Regions from separate parts of the Homo sapiens genome. Here region 1 is linked to region 2. A link is a loop called in an ENCODE intact Hi-C map of the cell type or tissue named here. Cell type or tissue: CD14-positive monocyte. All regions are shown on one strand.

Region 1 (8,000 bases), 130 kb after region 2:
ATCAAAGTTGGGTGAGTCATTCTTCCAAAAACAAACCCTTATAGAATAAAATACATTTGTTTAAGGGCCCTACGCCACCTAACTGTAGAAATTTAGAATGCAATCCTATATTAATTACGATAAACAACCCAGCTACTCTTGACCGGGAACCTTGGAGGTAGGTATTAGGAACAGATATCTCAGGAAGCAATCTGGTGGAACGGTTTGCTCTTAGGCTAGTCACCAACTCCACCCCGAGCCCACCCAGGATTACTATAACTCCTGGTCCCGCTACCTCCTTTTTTTTTTTTTTTTTTGAGACGGAATCTCACTGTGTCCCCCAGGCTGTAGTGCAGTGGCGCGATCTCGGCTCACTGCAAGCTCTGCCTCCCGGGTTCAAGCCATTCTCCTGCCTCAGCCTCCCAAGTAGCTGGGACTACAGGTGCCCGCCACCACAGCTGGCTAATTTTTTTTTTTGTATTTTTAGTAGAGACGGGGTTTCACAGTGTTAGCCAGGATGGTTTATCTCCTGACCTCGTGATCCGCCCGCCTCGGCCTCCAAAGGGCTGCGATTACAGGCGCAAGCCACCACACCCGGCCTCCCACTACCTCCTTTAATCCACCAGACAATAACTCTAAGAGAATAAAAATAATTAAGGTAACTGACTTGAGGCAGACTTTAGAAATTGAGACTGAATATGGGGATGTAAATGCCTGTTGAATGGGTCAAATTTTTGGTACTAGCTCCTTTTTTTTTTTTTTTTTTTGAGATGGAGTCTCGCTCTGTTGCCAGGCTGGAGTGCAGTGGCACGATCTCAGCTCACTGCAACCTCCACCTCCTGGGTTCAAGCAATTCTCCTGCCTCAGCCTCCTGAGTAGCTGGGACTACTCAGCTACTCGCACAATGCCACGCCCGGTTAATTTTTTTTTTTTCTGTATTTTAGTAGAGATGGGGTTTCACCATGTTGCCCATGCTGGTCTCAAACTGCTGAATCAGGCAATCCACCTGCCTCAGCCTCCCAAAGTGCTAAGATTACAGGCGTGAACCACCGCACCTGGCCAGTACTAGCTCTTAATAAGACCAACTGTTACGCATGCTGTGCTGGGCAGCCTCAGGCACAGGTGGTTCCATTTCCCTAGGATGGGATACCAATCCCGACGGAATGTGTTGCATGTTGGCTCTATACCAGGACACGAATGCATGGGGAAATAAGACTTACAAAAGTCTATCATTGCTCTTTCCCGCCTTACAGAGATCAGACCCTAGAGCAATCCCCTTGTTCTCCAAAGGGAATATGAACCACTCCTCTTGCCTCTCTAGGCAGGGGGCAGAGTTCAGTAAGCCTGTGGGAAAACTCTCAGCTTGTACCCACATCCTAAACATTACTGGTGAGTCAAATAAAGGCAACTACTCAGCATTTCGTATACCCCAGGCTGATGTCTGGTGGTACTATGGGAAGAGAAACCTCTCTAACTTGTTATTGTCCAATTGGACTGGAACTTGTGCTTTAGTTCAAGTGGCCATTCCCTTCACCCTGGCATTCCATAAGATTCCCGAGAATCCACGTGGCCACTGAAGTTGGAGAGATCTAACAAATTATTTTAACCCCAGCACTTGTATTAACTCAATAGGAGTCCCTAGAGGAGTACCTAATAAATTTAAGAACCAAAGGACACAAACATAAATGTGAAAATGGGACCAATAGGAGTAAAAAGAAAAAGAGGAGGGAATTGAAGGAAATAATGCATACACTGGTCCATTTCCAAGACAAAATGCCTTGAATTGGCTTAGGTGAGCAAACTACAGAAGAAACAGGATATACTAGGCCCCTGCTTGGATAGCCAATGCCTGCTTGTCAGCCTCCCCACCTGCCTTAGTTGTCTTCACCTGAACCAAAGAAGTTTAAGATAAAAATTTACTAGTCTGCAAAATAGCTTACTTTGTCTGTTTTTATCAGTCTGTCCAGCTACTTAGGTCATAAGTCAAATACTTAAAGAGCCCTTGAGCTAACTAGGATTGCAACACATTGTGGGCTGCAATAAAATGCACAAGACAACCCCCGCCCCCCGCCAAAAAAACACCTAAAGCCCCTACCCAACAATCAATAGGCAACATCTGGGAAGACTGTGACCACATAGTACTCAGCCTATGAGGAACTGGGAGAGGGACCTGTGCATGAGGGGATAAATTGCTTGTTGAAACTGTGCTGGGTGTACCTGCCTATCAGACACCCAATCTTGCAAGACTGTCATCAAAAGTCTCACTTTCACTGTTCTCTGGGTCTCTGAGTCCATTCTTTGGGTTTGGATGGGTGAGTTCGTTTCTCACACTTCTTCCTTTCTTCTTTCTTTCTATTGCCCAGGCCAGAGTGCAGTGGTCTGATCATGGCTCACTGCAGCCTCAACCTCCTGGACTCAAGCAGTCCTCTCACCTCAGCCTCCTAAAGTGCTGAGATTATAGGCATGCACCACTGCACCTGGCATATTCTGGCAACTTTCTACTTCCCTTCCCTACACAGGTGGAAACACAGCCAAATCATGTCATGGAATGAGTGATGAATTGATGACATTGGATTGTGTCTTCGTGATGATTAATAGGGGCAAATGTCCCCAATATTTTTGAGAGATTCCTCTATGTTTTTACTTTAGTTTTCTCTATAATTTCCTATGATTGGCTTCTACCTCCACACTTGAGTAAAATTGCTCTTGGTGAGGTCACAGAACACCACTTTCTATCCAAATACTTCCACTCTCCCTAGAACCCTCCAAAGCACTTAGCACCTTACCTTTCCCTCCTCAAAAACTCCTCCCAGGCTTCCTCAAGGCTCTTTCCACTGCCCTGGGCCACTCCTTGATCTCTTGTCTAACCATCCCTCTTCCTTTTCCTGCCCTCTAGATTTGGCCAACTGCAGTAGACATTTCTTTTTTGGGAGATAGGGGTGGAGGCTGCTCAGCCCATGAGAATTTCCCACTTTAAGAATCTTATAGGCCAGGCGTGGTGGCTCACGCCTGTAACCCCAGCACTTTGGGAGACCGAGGCATGTGGATCACCTGAGGTCAGGAGTTTGAGACAAGCCTGGCCAACATGGCGAAACCCTGTCTCTACTAAATATACAAAACATTAGCTGCTCATGGTGGCGGGTGCCTGTAATCCCAGCTACTTCCGGGAGGCTGAGGCAGGAGAATCGCTTGAACCCAGGAGGCAGAGGTTGCAGTGAGCCGAGATCATGCCATTGCACTCCAGCCTGGGCAACAAGAGTGAAACTCCGTCTCAAAAAAAAAAAAAAAAAAAGAAAAGAAAAAGACAAAAAGAATTGTATATAGGCCAGGCACGGTGGCTCACGCCTGTAATCCCAGCACTTTGGGATACCTAGGTGGGGGGATCACTTAAGGCCAGGAGTTCAAGACCAGATGGGCCAACATGGTGAAACCCCATCTCTACTAAAAATACAAAAAATTAGCCGGGCGGGGTAACACGCGCCTGTAATCCCAAGTGTTTAGGAGGCTGAGGCTGAGACACGAAAGTCACTTGAACCCAGGAGGCAGAGATTGCAATGAGCCAAGATCACACCACTGCACTCCAGCCTGGGTGACAGATCGAGACTCTGTCTCAAAAACACAAACAAACAAAAAAGACCCCAAGAATCTTATATGAAGCAGATCCTACTTATCACTAGAGATGCTGAAAACACCAGATCCGTGCTTTCCCAGCCTCCTTTGCGGCCAGAGCTGGCACTGTCCTAGGCTGGGCCAGTCAGATGCAGCTATCCTAGCCTTGACTCTGGAGTTACTAACGAAAATAAGCAGAGTTAAGGGAAGGGTGTTCCTGGTGACAGCAACTTCCAATTTTCATGCAGCTCTAGCAGCAGTGCCAAGCTCAGGTCCCTGGCCTGATGGTGTCAGTGATGTGAGATGTGGCATATAGTGGACAGCAGACTCTTCACCAAACACTATCTTTTGGAGTAGTTTTGGCTGTGGTTATATCTGTTTAGGCTCTGAGCCTGGTTCTCCAGGTTTCCCAGTGTTTCTGTGAACTGCTCTGTAGCTTAAATTATTCAGAATCTATTTCCGTTGCTTGCAACTGAGAACTAGCAAATACAGCATTTCAGAAAGCTGTCCTCAGTTCTCTTTCCCTATACCACCTAAAATCACACCAATCTCTATATTTTCTAAACTTGTATTGCATTATTAAAGAATCCATGCAAGTTAGTGCATTATCATTTACTATCTCATACTTTTTCATTTTCATATGTTTATTTATAGTCCCTCTTATATCTATAAATGATGTCTCTCCAACAATACCACGAATCATGAAAGAAATTAAAATGTCATATCGGGCGGGGTGCGGTGGCTCACACCTGTAATACCAGCATTTTGGGAGGCCAAAGCGGGCAGATCATTTGAGGTCAGGAGTTCGAGACCAGCCTGGACAACATGGTGAAACCCTGTCTCTACTAAAAATACAAAAAATGAGCTGGGCCTAGTGGCAGGCACCTGTAATTCCAGCTGCTTGGGGAGGCTGAGGCAGAAGAATCACTTGAACCTGGGAGGCGGAGGTTGCAGTGAGCCGAGATAGCGCCACTGCACTCCAGCCTGGGCAACAGAGGGCAACTCTGTCTCAAAAAAGAAAAAAAAAGTCATATCAAATATATGTTTAAAATCATGAGAAACTCAAGGCATACTTTTAAAAAACCCCAAAAAGATGCTTTTTGGTATCACAGTATTTAATATTTATTTTTTCCTTCATCAATTTTTTTCAATATTTTGATGCCTACTGAGTGCCAAGTACTGCAAAATTGATGAGGATAGAGACGAATAAGACATGTCTCTGATTTTTCAGAAACTTTGCTCTGGTGGAGGAAACAAACATGGACACATTGTGAGAGTTCCAGGAAGTGGCCACTTGGAGGTGGTATCAAAGTGCTGTGGGAATCCACTTGGGATTGCTGGGTATGTCACTGTCAAGGGGAGGGAGCTGAGTTTCAGCTTGATCCTTCAAGACAGGCACTCAAGTGTGGAAAGGGATGGGCCATGGGCATGTTTCCATAGGACCAGAGATAGACCTAGGTTCAAATCCTGACTCAAACTACTTATTAGCTTTATGATAATGAGAAAGTTACTTACACTCTCTGAGCTTCAGTTTCCTTATCTGTGAAATGGAGATGATAACATTTACATATATTGCTAGTTTATTGTGAATACTTTAAAAGAAGTAATTGTATTAGTCCATTTTTTGCTGCTGTGAATACATACACGAGACTGGGTAATTTATAAAGGAAAGAGGTTTAATTGACTCAATTCAGCATGGCTGGGGAGGTCTCAGGAAACTTACTATCATGGCAGAAAGGGAAGCAAACGTGTCCTTCTTCACATGGCAGCAGGGAGAAGAAGAATGAGTGAAAAGGGAAAAGCCCCTTTTAAAACCATCATATCTCGTGAGAACTCACTATCATGAGAACAGCATGGAGGTAACTACCCCCACGATTCAATTACCTCCCACTGGGTCCCTCCCACGACAGGTGGGGATTATGGAAACTACAAGATGAGATTTGGGTGGGGATACAGCCAAACCATATCAATAATATATAAAGAATCAAGCCCTCCATAAATAGTTATTAGTAGTACTATTATTGTTCCAGGTCCCATCCTCCAGGAAACCTTTCTTGATTGCTCTCAATGATCTCTCTCCTCTGAATTCCAGGAAAAGCCATTGCGCTGATTGCTTGGCTTTATTACACAGTGCTTTGTACTATTGATATTGTGAGTTTGAATCTCAGTTCATAAACTTATACATGCCCAAAACATCTAATTTCTTCATATTCTGGAAATCAAATTAACTTCAACCTTTAGTCTCTATCCCATCAAAATGGCTGTCAATTCAACTTAGGGGGACTTCCCTGAATTGTGCCAACGTTCTGCGACTCCTGCAGTGATATGGCATTAGAGGAGCCTCCTAGTCTACTGTCCATCCAGGTTACCATTTAATGCCCCAGCCCTCATCACCTTGATTCGTGTCTCTGCTTCATAGCCTGCCATGCCTAGGGAATCTTTGAGGCTGGGAGAATAAGGTTAAGGATGCAGCATCTCTGGGGTCTGACATGGCCATTCACCCTGGAGTCCAGCCACATCACTGGTGTTTTTTCATCTGAAAAATGGTATAATAATAATAGTAAGAGTTATTAAGCAACTAATATATTCCAGGCAATTTGCTAGATCTTTTGAATACGTTGTCTCATTTAATCTTCCCACCCACTCTGTGAAAGAGACTCTGTTATTACTTTCAGGAACTTTGCTCTGGTGGAGGAGACAAACATGGACACATTGTGATAGTACCAGGAGCTGGCCACTTGGAGGTGGGATCTATTATTAACCACATTTAGGACTCTTCAAGCTCAAAAACTTGCCCAAGATCACATAGTTACAGAGTAGCAGAGGCAAGATTTTAATCGTTGTCTCCAAAGTTTGGTTGGTTAACCACCATGCTCTATACCCAGTTTGCAGGGTAGTTCTAAAGATTAGAGCTAATGTGTGAAAGTGCCAAGAACAGTATTGGACACATAATAGGCACTCAATTAGGTACAGATATTGTTGTTATTTTTCAAAAGTGGTATTTCTAGCTGCTGCTATGAGCTTGCCCAGTTTCCCACTGCAGGGCTGTTGGGAGAATAGGTGGGAACAAGGAAGCTTTTTATAGGTTGGCCCAGTTTCCCCTATTAATGAGTCCATTTATTCATTCATTCAACAAATAATTTATTGAGTAATTACTATGTGTCAGGCACTGTTCTATGCACTGGGAAAATGACAATGAGCAAAAATAATAAAATCCCTGCTCTCATGGAACTTATAGCCTAGCGGAGGAGGGGACAGACACTAAACAAATAAAAAGTAGATAGATGATGTCTCAAATGGTAATATGCATTTTGAAAAAATTAATCTGATAGGGGGTTAGAGAGTGATAGATGGAGATATACATCTATTTATATAAGGCGGACAGGGAAGACCTCTCTGATAAAGTGAACTTTGGGCAGAGACCTGAAGGAAGTGAGGAATTGAACCATGCAGATATCTGGGGATGTGGGTGACAGGCAGAGAGAAAGATTCTGAGGTGGCACAGACCCTTGGTATGTTTGAAGAGCAGTGGAAGCCTAGGGAATGAGTATAAACAGAAAAAAAGTGGGTTGGTGTCTTAGATCAGAATCCCTAGAAGCAGAACTGAGATAGGGATTCGAGTGTATGTGATCTTTGAGGGAGTGCTGTCAGGAGAAAACGAGTGAGGGAAACAGAATAGGACAGGAGAAAGAGCTAGGCAAAGATATGGTCTTTAGTTTGATCCTGTGAGAACTCTGGAGCATGAATTATTCCACAAAGCTGGTTCTACCAAGGCAAGGAATTGGCCTTTTTTACTTGACCTCGTTTAGTCATTAGTCATTAGTCATTAGTCATTAGTCAATGACAGGTCTGCGGGGCAGTGGAGAGCAGTAGTTAATCTCTCAGGCAAAGCAGATCCACTTTGTGGAGAGCAATTCTCCAGAGGAGAAGGAAATGATGACCCATTAGTAGCCAACACTCACAGGAGCTGAGGAATGGGTACAACTAGCCCTGTAAAGGAGATCTAAGTAGGACAACAGCATCCATTACAGATGGGAAATGAACCCTAAGAGGCTCTAACACTTTGAGGTTGAGAGGATAAAGAGAAAGAAAACTGAGAAGCAACCAATGAGGTAGGAAGAGAACCAAGAATATGTGGTATCCAGAAAGTCAAGAAATAAAATTATATCAAGAATGATGGAGTATTGAGGAAAGAGAGGGGGAAGGGAGCAATTAACTGAGTCATATAATCACTCTGTTAGCCTCCAAGATGGCCCCCCAATGACTCTTGCTTCATGGTACACATGTCCCCATGTAATCTCTTTCTACTTTGAATCAGACTAACTTGTGTAACCAGTAAGATATTCCGAAAATAATGGAGTGCAACTTATGAGACCAGATCATAAAAGATATTTCAACTTCTGCTTTGTTCT
Region 2 (8,000 bases):
GCCCAGCCCTGTACACAAGCTGCCTGGTGGCTCAGACTTTGAGGGGGCAGGGAAAAAGCCACTTTCAAGAAATGACTTCAGTTTGCCCCTCCTCCTACGAGTCCATCCCTTCCCTCATTTGGAAGAGTGATTTAAAATTAGATACTAAAATAGCTCAGTGAAGAGCACAGCATTTACTCCATGGCGGGTGCTGTTCCAAGTACTGCACATCTTATAACATCGAATCCTCACGACCACCCTTTGAGGTGGGCACCATTATGACCCCCATTTTACAGAGGAGGAAGCTGAGGCTCAGAGAGGTGCAGTAACTTGCTCAAGGTCACTCAGATTTTAAGTGGTGGAGTTGGGATTCAAACACGAGTAATTGGGCTCTAGAGTACCACCTTATGCCGCATGGTCACCCCGATCCCAACACCTCCCTGTGATGGGGCGGGGGTGCCAAGGCGGAGGGTGTACAGGGAAAGTTTCTGAGCCCTAATGAGTAGCACGGAATCTAGCTGGGGAGACATGCCACACACAGCTGTCAACACATGGCAAGGAACTCTCTCAGAGCACACAGCCACGTTCCTGAGAGAAAGGGTTCCCCAGTCCAGAACAACCCTGAGCTAGGTAGGACTAAGCCAGGAAGGCTTCTCGGAGGAGGTGAGTGACCATGGTCTCCTTGCAGAGACCATAGTGTGAGAAGTTCCAGAGAGAAGGAGGAGGGGGAAGGGCGTTGGAGGCCAGAGCCTAGATTCTGAGGCAGGACCTTGGGGCGGGTGGTTTGCACCCTCCTCCACCCTGCCTGACCCCGCCCACTTGCCCGGGACGCCGGCGCCGCAGGGGCTGTGAGCGGTGGGTGGCCCCGGAGACGGAGCTGTCGAGTCTGTGCCTGACACCTCTTTTCCCTCCACTTTCTTGGTCTCTTTCAGTTGGAGGAGGACAGACTCTCGGGGCACTCCCTCCCGCGGTACAGCCCCCTGCGACGACTGGCGTCCTCCGTGTTCTCCTCCTCCACGCTGGAGACGGAGCATTACCCTCACCCCGGCGGCGGCGGCTCCTCGGGCTCCTCCGGTTCCCTCATTCAGCGCAGCCGCTCGGCTGAGAGCAGCCCTGTGCGGGCGCCCCACCGGCGCCACGCGCCCCTCGCTGCTGGCAACCACAGACTCATGCCCTCGGTGCTCCGCATCTCGCGGTCCCAGCTGCAGCAGGTGTGGGCCCGGTTCACCCACAAGACCTAGGCTGGGCCCCCCCCCTCCTGGAGGGGGCAGGTGGGGGGGGGTGGGGAGCAGGCAGAGGACCATGGTTCCTTCCCAGGACGCAATAATCACACACTCACACATCCCATCCCACCCCATCATGCAATACAGCCCCCCTAGAACGTTGGCCCAAGGTACTGTAATACTCCCACCCCAAGCAGAGTCTCCGTCCCACCTCCCCATCAGCTCCCTTTGTAGGTGCCAGCCAAATGGTGCAGGGAGGGGTGGGGCTGGTGGTACAGTTTCCAGGACAGGGCAGGGGCGCTCAGCTGGAGCCACTGATGGGTCCAGAGTCCAGTGGAAAGAGAGGTGTCAGGGAGATGAGGCCTGCAGGGCCAGAGGCACTCTGGTATGGGCTTTGTTCTGTTTAATTTGTGATCTCTTGGCATGGCTGGGTCTGATCCACCCCGAGGGGCTGGCGGGAGGCCAAGACCCTCCTTGCATGGTGTGTGTGTGTGTGTGTGTGTGTGTGTGTGTGTGTGTGTGTGTCCCTGTGTATGGATGGAGGCCAGGACAGCCAGGTTTGGAATGTGGTGGGGAGTGTTTCAATGCTCAGTGATCGGGGGAGGAGCCCTGTGACCTAGCGAGACTTTCTCAGGCCATCATCATTGAGGACAGAGTTCTCTCCTCACACATCTTACCCCAGGAAGGCTCAGTCCATGGTAGGCTGCCCCTCCCCCAAGACACCTGTGCCATCACTCCCTGGTAGGATTGGGTGTCTGTCCTCGGCTCCTCAGGAACTGAGGATGGATGAGAGGGGCCTGGGATCCACCTCCCAAGGCAGGCTGGAACTGAGCAACGAGGAGACCCAGCTTAGAAGCAGTGGCAGCTAAGGTGGTTGTTAAGGATGACGTGAGAAACCATGTGCTTGTCAGCAAAACCAGTGTCTCAGGACAAATCCCAGGCGGGAGCAGCCCCACCTCTGCCCTTCTCAGAAGGTGACTCCTTCCTGTAGGTGCTCGGTCAGCCCCAAGGGCGGTGGTGAAGACACAGCAGAAGAGAGGCAGGTTGGATAGGGATCTGGACACTTGGGAGTGGGGAAGTGTCAGGATGCCAGCTTGCGCCTGCCTCTTCTGCCCATTTCTCAGCCCCCAACCTTCACTGCAGGGAGCCCAAGTTTCCCTTTATTCATCCTGCCCATGTCAGCCAGCACCTCTGTTCCCCTGGGGAATGCGGTAGTAGTGAAGTGGGTACTAGAAAGGGCCGTGCCTGTATGGGGAGGGGAGGAGGCCCAAAGATTTGCAAAATGTTTATTTCAGTGAGACTGTGTCTGTATGTTTGCTTGTGTGCATGCGCGTACACTTGTGCATAAGAGTGTGCTTACGAATGAGCGTTTGTGCATGTGGAAGGGCTGCCATGGATGAATGCTCAGGCTGTGCACTGTGTAATTCCAGGAAGTGCCATTTACATAGACCTCAATGTGACTGGCACGTGCGCAAGTTGCACAGTGCTGTATGAGTGTGTGTATGCACATGTGTGTTAGGGAGCCAGAAAGATGTCTATGCAGTCATTGGTAGTTTCCTATGTAGCTACTCTCATCCCAGCTTCACTCTTCTACCCCTCTCTCCCTGTAACCTCTGCTTGGCCCATCAATTCCCCAGATGTCTCTGGTTAGAGTAGAGGCCTCAGGGCCCTGGCCCCTGCCTGGGGGTGCCATAAGTGTGGTGGGCAGTGCCCTGGAGCCAAACTGTCCACACAGAGGGCCACCATTGTGGTATGGCTCATCCACACCATTCACATAAGCCACTCCATAGTCACACACTCCTTTCCCCAAAATCTTTCTTTGTAAGTCTATTTATTTATTTATTTATTTATTTATTTATTTTTGAGGATGTCTGGGCCAAGAGCACCTTCTCCATCTGGCAACAAAAGCCAGATTTGGGTTCTAATACTTGTGCCCCACCCCCACCCCCATCTCAGCTGCTCACTTTTGAATCTCCCCAAACCCAAGCCTCTGTTGCCCTCTGGGCTGTTTTGGATGGCTTTGCACCCTGCTCAGGCAGTAGGCAGGAGAGGGTCAAGGTGGACCCTTTGAGAAGGGACAGAAAACAAAAAGCACAAAGGTGAGGGGGTGAGGCTGAACAGTGGCCCCACTCCCCTCCTGCTGGCACTGCCTCCCCCAGCCACCTCCTCTTGCCCTCTTCCCATCCACCCCAGGTAGTGGCAGGAGGTGAAGTGAAGGGAACCTGCCCACCATCTGCTCCATAAGTCAGCAGCAGTGTGGGCAAGGGCCCCCCCACCCAATCTGGGGTTGGATGAAACCAAGCACTCTGTGATCCAGCATTCCCTTCTAGAGGGTTCCACTACTCAACCCTGAGCACAGCTCCATCTCAGTGACCAGAACCCTGAGGTACTCTAAGATCCCAAAGTGCCTTGTGAAATATTGAAGATGATGGCACTGGCTTCAGCCTCATTTCAGCATTACATACATATTACTGTTTCCAACGCCTTTGGAAGTGGGAGATCCAGCATTGAGAAGGCGGCTGAGTTTTCAAACACACACCCCCCACCTCAGAACTGACACCTGTGGGAGAGGGTGTGTCCTTTAAAGCAAGGCCATGGTTCAAAGCATGTTGTCCTTTAGGGGGACATCCTTTTGTATATCCTCCATGGTGGAGGGGAGAGTGTTTTGTAAGCCATAAAGCTCTGAGCTAACAGGTGATCTTAATAATATTATCTTTTCGGGGTGGCTTTGACTCTTGGAGATTGTTAAGGTCATCTAAGCCACTTGTGTTGGATTAAGTTCATGTGAAGCTCGGCAGAGCTTCACATGGTTTGGGTCGAGTTGCTGGTCTCCGGTTCCCAGGCTAGGTGGGGATGCTGTGAGCCTGCAATATTGTCACTCTTGTTTTCTGAAGCATTTCCCAAGAGAAGGCCAGAATGTTTCAAGATTGATACCCTGCTTGGGGAAAGCGTGTAGCCTCCTCGGGGTCAGCTTTGAAAAGAGACAGCTGTCTTTGTTGTATTTTGAAAGTGGTGTTTTCGCACTTCATAGTCTCACTCTGCATTTAGTGGTGGCTTACAATTATTTGTGATTTTATTTAATAGCCACTGGCACACAGTGCTTATTATGTGCCAGGCAGCGATCTAAGCACTTTACAAAATTAACTCATTTAAACCTCATGATAGCTTATGAGGTAGATCCCAGTATTATCTGCATTCAACAAATTAATCAGAACATTTTATTTACCAGAACATATAAAAAACCCACCCATGCCGAATAATCTGAGGTCTTGTTTGACAGAGTTTGTGAAACATCTTGGTCTATGTATTGGTTGATTGATTGTCCTTTGCGGTGGGCCCCCTCCTCAGTCTATAGAAAAGAGGGGAGTTGTCAGCAAGCCATATTTTCCTTCCTTTCCCATTCCCACCTTGCCATGGGGTGGCATCCAGATGGGAGTCACTCCAGAGTACTGGGGTTGGTTAAAATGGCTGGACCCTGTCTCTCCAGAGACCTCCAACCCCTCAATCCCACATGGCCCCAAGCATCCCACAGCAGCTCTGGGGATCAGGTGGGCAGAGGAGGAGTTAGCATGAGAAAGCAGGGGCTCCAAAGCCTGACCTCAGTGGGATTGGTGAGGTCCTAGGGGTCAGACTCACAGACGGGGAAGACACTGGCATCTGTGAACACCGAATGGGTGTCACCAACTCGTACATCAACAAGATCCAAACAGTGTCAGGGAAGTGGCAGGTTCAGGGACTGTGGTAAACAGGGGAACTCCCATGCCCATACCATCCTCAGCTCAACCAATTGTTGCCACTATCTTCTAATTTTTATTTGAAATCTCCCAATTTTTAATTGTTGGCATCTAATTTTAAAAAGAAAAATCACTGTATGAACCAAACCAAAATGGTTTACAGGCAGAGGTGGCCTAAACTCATTTTGCAACCACTGTGAGCCTGAGGACTTCCTGCACCACCCTCTGTCCAGGGCTGCAGCACTCAAAGGCGACAGTGTTCTTGCCCAGGAACTCGAACCTGGCCAGTGGGGATGTGTGGTGTGTGCTGTGTTTATACATGTGGTGTGCATAAGTGCCTGAATGAGTGTGGGGGCCAGTGGACCTTTTTGTGGTGAGTGGGGGCCTCCTGGTGGGACTAGTATTTTCTCCATGGGAGAGGGTATGTTCTGAGGACCCTGGGTCCGTGACAAATGCGCTAGTAAATTTTCGATAACTCAATATACATCCCCCACACACTCAAGGCAGCTTGGGTCACAGCAATAACCACTGAACACTCATCCCAACCGCTAACATCCTGAACCCAACGATATCCCTTTGCATTTCCAGTTTTGGGGAAAACAGACACAGCCCTGCCTAGTGGGTGGGGGATGGTGGCACCTCTGAGCCATGCTGGTCCCAGGACACCCGGACTCGCTCTCTCTTCTGTCCTGCCTAGATCCCTTTTTCTGGGGAGGGGTGGTGCTGTCTTGCTCAGGCAGTGGTCGGGGGAGCCTTGGGCCCCTGGGTAGGCAGAAGGAGCTGTGTAAATGTATTTATATGGAGTGGGCAGTGGAGGGAACCATACTTGGGGAGGGTGTGGCTCTGACCGGGGATGGGGGCAACTCCAGCTGTGTGTGGGGAGCCTGGAAAATGCTGTATCCTCTGCTGTCCTTGGGTTGATGTGGTACTTGGGGATGGAAGTGTAGATCTCTCCGGAGGGCCTGAACCCCATCCCACCCTACCCCAAACTCCACTTAGACCTGGGACACACTCAACTCAAGGGGCAGGAACCAGCCCACCCTCCATACAGTCAGCCCCTGAAAATGTCAAGCATCCTTCTCCCTAAGGGAAGGGCTCCAGGTCTGAGGGCCACAACCCTCCCATATCCCTCTGGTTCCCCACACACCATCCAGTGGGCGTCCCAGCCCAGGAGGCCCCAAGCCTGAGTGCCCGCTTCCTCCAAATGAGGGGTGGGGAAGGGGTGGAGAGGAGGGGGAAATGGAGCCCACAGGACTCCTTCCTACAACCTTCCTAGACTCTCCTCCGCTTGGCTCCGCCGTCAGTCCCACCACTCACCCTCCCTCCCTGCACAGGCTGTGGGGGTGCGGGCAGTGGGGTCCACTTGGCCACTCACTAACCGGCCCTCACGCACTCACACTCACACCCACACTCACACACTCTCCCTCCGTAGCTGCGCGCACTTCGCCCACTCTCCGGACCCTGCACTAGCGGCCCCGGCCGGGAGGGCACGAGGACTGCGCAGCCGGACCCCCGCAGGTCCCCAAGCCAGGGGTCCCGTCCATCCGCCCGCCCCCGCGGCCAGCGCCACGAATGTACGGCCCGCCCCACACAGCGCCCCGCGGCGCCCTGCACCCCCCGCCGGACTTCGGCCCCGCCGCGCTCCCGCCCCACCCCGCCGCCGAGGCTTCCCCTGGGTTCGCGTCCCCCGCCGCCCCCGTCGCCCCGCCTTCGCGCCCGTTTTCGTTTGCTTTTCCCTGCTGCTGGCTGGCGGCCTTTGGGTCCCTGGCCCCGGGGCGGGGGCGGGCTGGAGTGGGGCTCCCCTCAGTGCTGCCAGGCTGGGGTGCGGATGGGGACAGGCGGAGGCGTTCGGCTAAGCCTCCAGGCTCGGAGGGCCCTGTCGCCCCACCCCTGACTCCCGTTACCTCACTGCCCGTCGGGCTGCCCCCCACCCCGCCCCAATAATTGGCCTTGCAATTGGATGCCAAAGAGCCCAGAGTTGAGGGGGAGCAGAGCTTTGAGCCCAGGTCTCTCAGAGCAACCCAACAGCCCCCTTTTTGCCCACGCCCCAATCCGCGTCCCCTGCCCCACCCCACCACTGAGGGCCCTGGGGGTCACCAAACATGCCCCCCCATTTCCAGCTCTTCCCACACCCCCACCCCCGAAAATAAAACTCAGGGACCAACATCTGCTTCCTTTGCACTTGCTCCGTCGACCCCGCTCCCCGCTCGGAGGGGCTTCCGTGGGGGAGGGGGCGGGGCTCCGGGCCCTCAGAGTTCTCAGTGTCGAGCGAGGAGAGGGGCTGGCCCCTGCCCCCGGAGAAGCGGGACTGGTAGGAGAGAGAAACTCAGCACCGGGGCCCAGCTGAGCCCCTTCCTGCGTAAGGAGACGCCTTCTAATTGCGGGGTGGGGGCGGAGTAGGGGAGGGATAGGAAGGGGATTAGCGAGAGGACCCTCGCGGAGGTCCTGAGTCCCAGTCGGTTTATTCCTGAGCCTTCCCCTCCCATCGTAAGTCCTTCCCTCGACCCCCCATTTTGTACTGCAATAATACTGTATTATACGCTTGCACTATTTCCCGACCCTGGCCAGCGGAAGCATGCACGAAAAACTCAAAACCACACACACGCTCACACGCACACACACGCACACGAAGATGGGACGCTTTTTTTCTTCCTCTCTCTCTCCGGGGTGCGTCCTCCTTAGTGTACATAGCGGCGTCGGGGGGTGGCCCCAGGCCCGGGTAGAAAAGCATGCACTGAGCCCCCTGCCCCTAGACTGCGAGTACTGTACAAATCCAACACTTGAAACCGACACGCACACGCGCGGCGCCGCCACGGGGGTGGGACACGGACACGCACCCACGCGCACACGGCCGCGCACGGGCGGGGAGGGGGCGCCCCGCCGTCACGCGTCGCTGTGCGAGGGATTTTGTGCCTTTTTAAGTCCCTGTATGTTAATGCAGACAATCCGGAGAGCTTGTGTACTACCAAATCCTGATTAAAGACGCCTTCCAGGAACCTGCGCCTCCGCCTGCTTTCTTTCACCCTCCCCCTTCCTTTCCCAGCTCTCAGTGTAGACCCTGGCT

What was found. Hi-C counts contacts between places; a loop is a spot of excess contacts. Peaks named below come from ENCODE experiments on the same cell type or tissue, not always from the same donor. Only the 100,000 strongest peaks of a DNase experiment are listed, where the experiment ranks them.
Region 1: a loop joins it to region 2, with 2.6 times the contacts of the local background. A loop is called at or near these places in 17 of 110 quality-filtered maps.

Annotation. Positions count from the first base shown.
Region 1 is chr6:43,398,122-43,406,121 of GRCh38, forward strand. It overlaps LOC105375065 (a long non-coding RNA gene), which reads left to right. Exons shown (of 6, transcript XR_007059585.1): 3 at 4,820-4,929. Among named protein-coding and RNA genes, the nearest start is that of ABCC10, 25 kb to the right of the region's middle. In CD14-positive monocyte, CTCF peaks have their summits at 72 and 4,982; no DNase peak of the experiment used is centred here; H3K27me3 peaks cover 387 bases.
Region 2 is chr6:43,268,732-43,276,731 of GRCh38, forward strand. All of the region lies in intron 13 of TTBK1 (tau tubulin kinase 1), which reads left to right. Among named protein-coding and RNA genes, the nearest start is that of SLC22A7, 26 kb to the right of the region's middle. RefSeq lists silencers at 3,350-3,599, 6,507-6,806. In CD14-positive monocyte, no CTCF peak of the experiment used is centred here; a DNase peak (open chromatin) is centred at 7,540; H3K4me3 peaks cover 2,651 bases; H3K27me3 peaks cover 7,716 bases.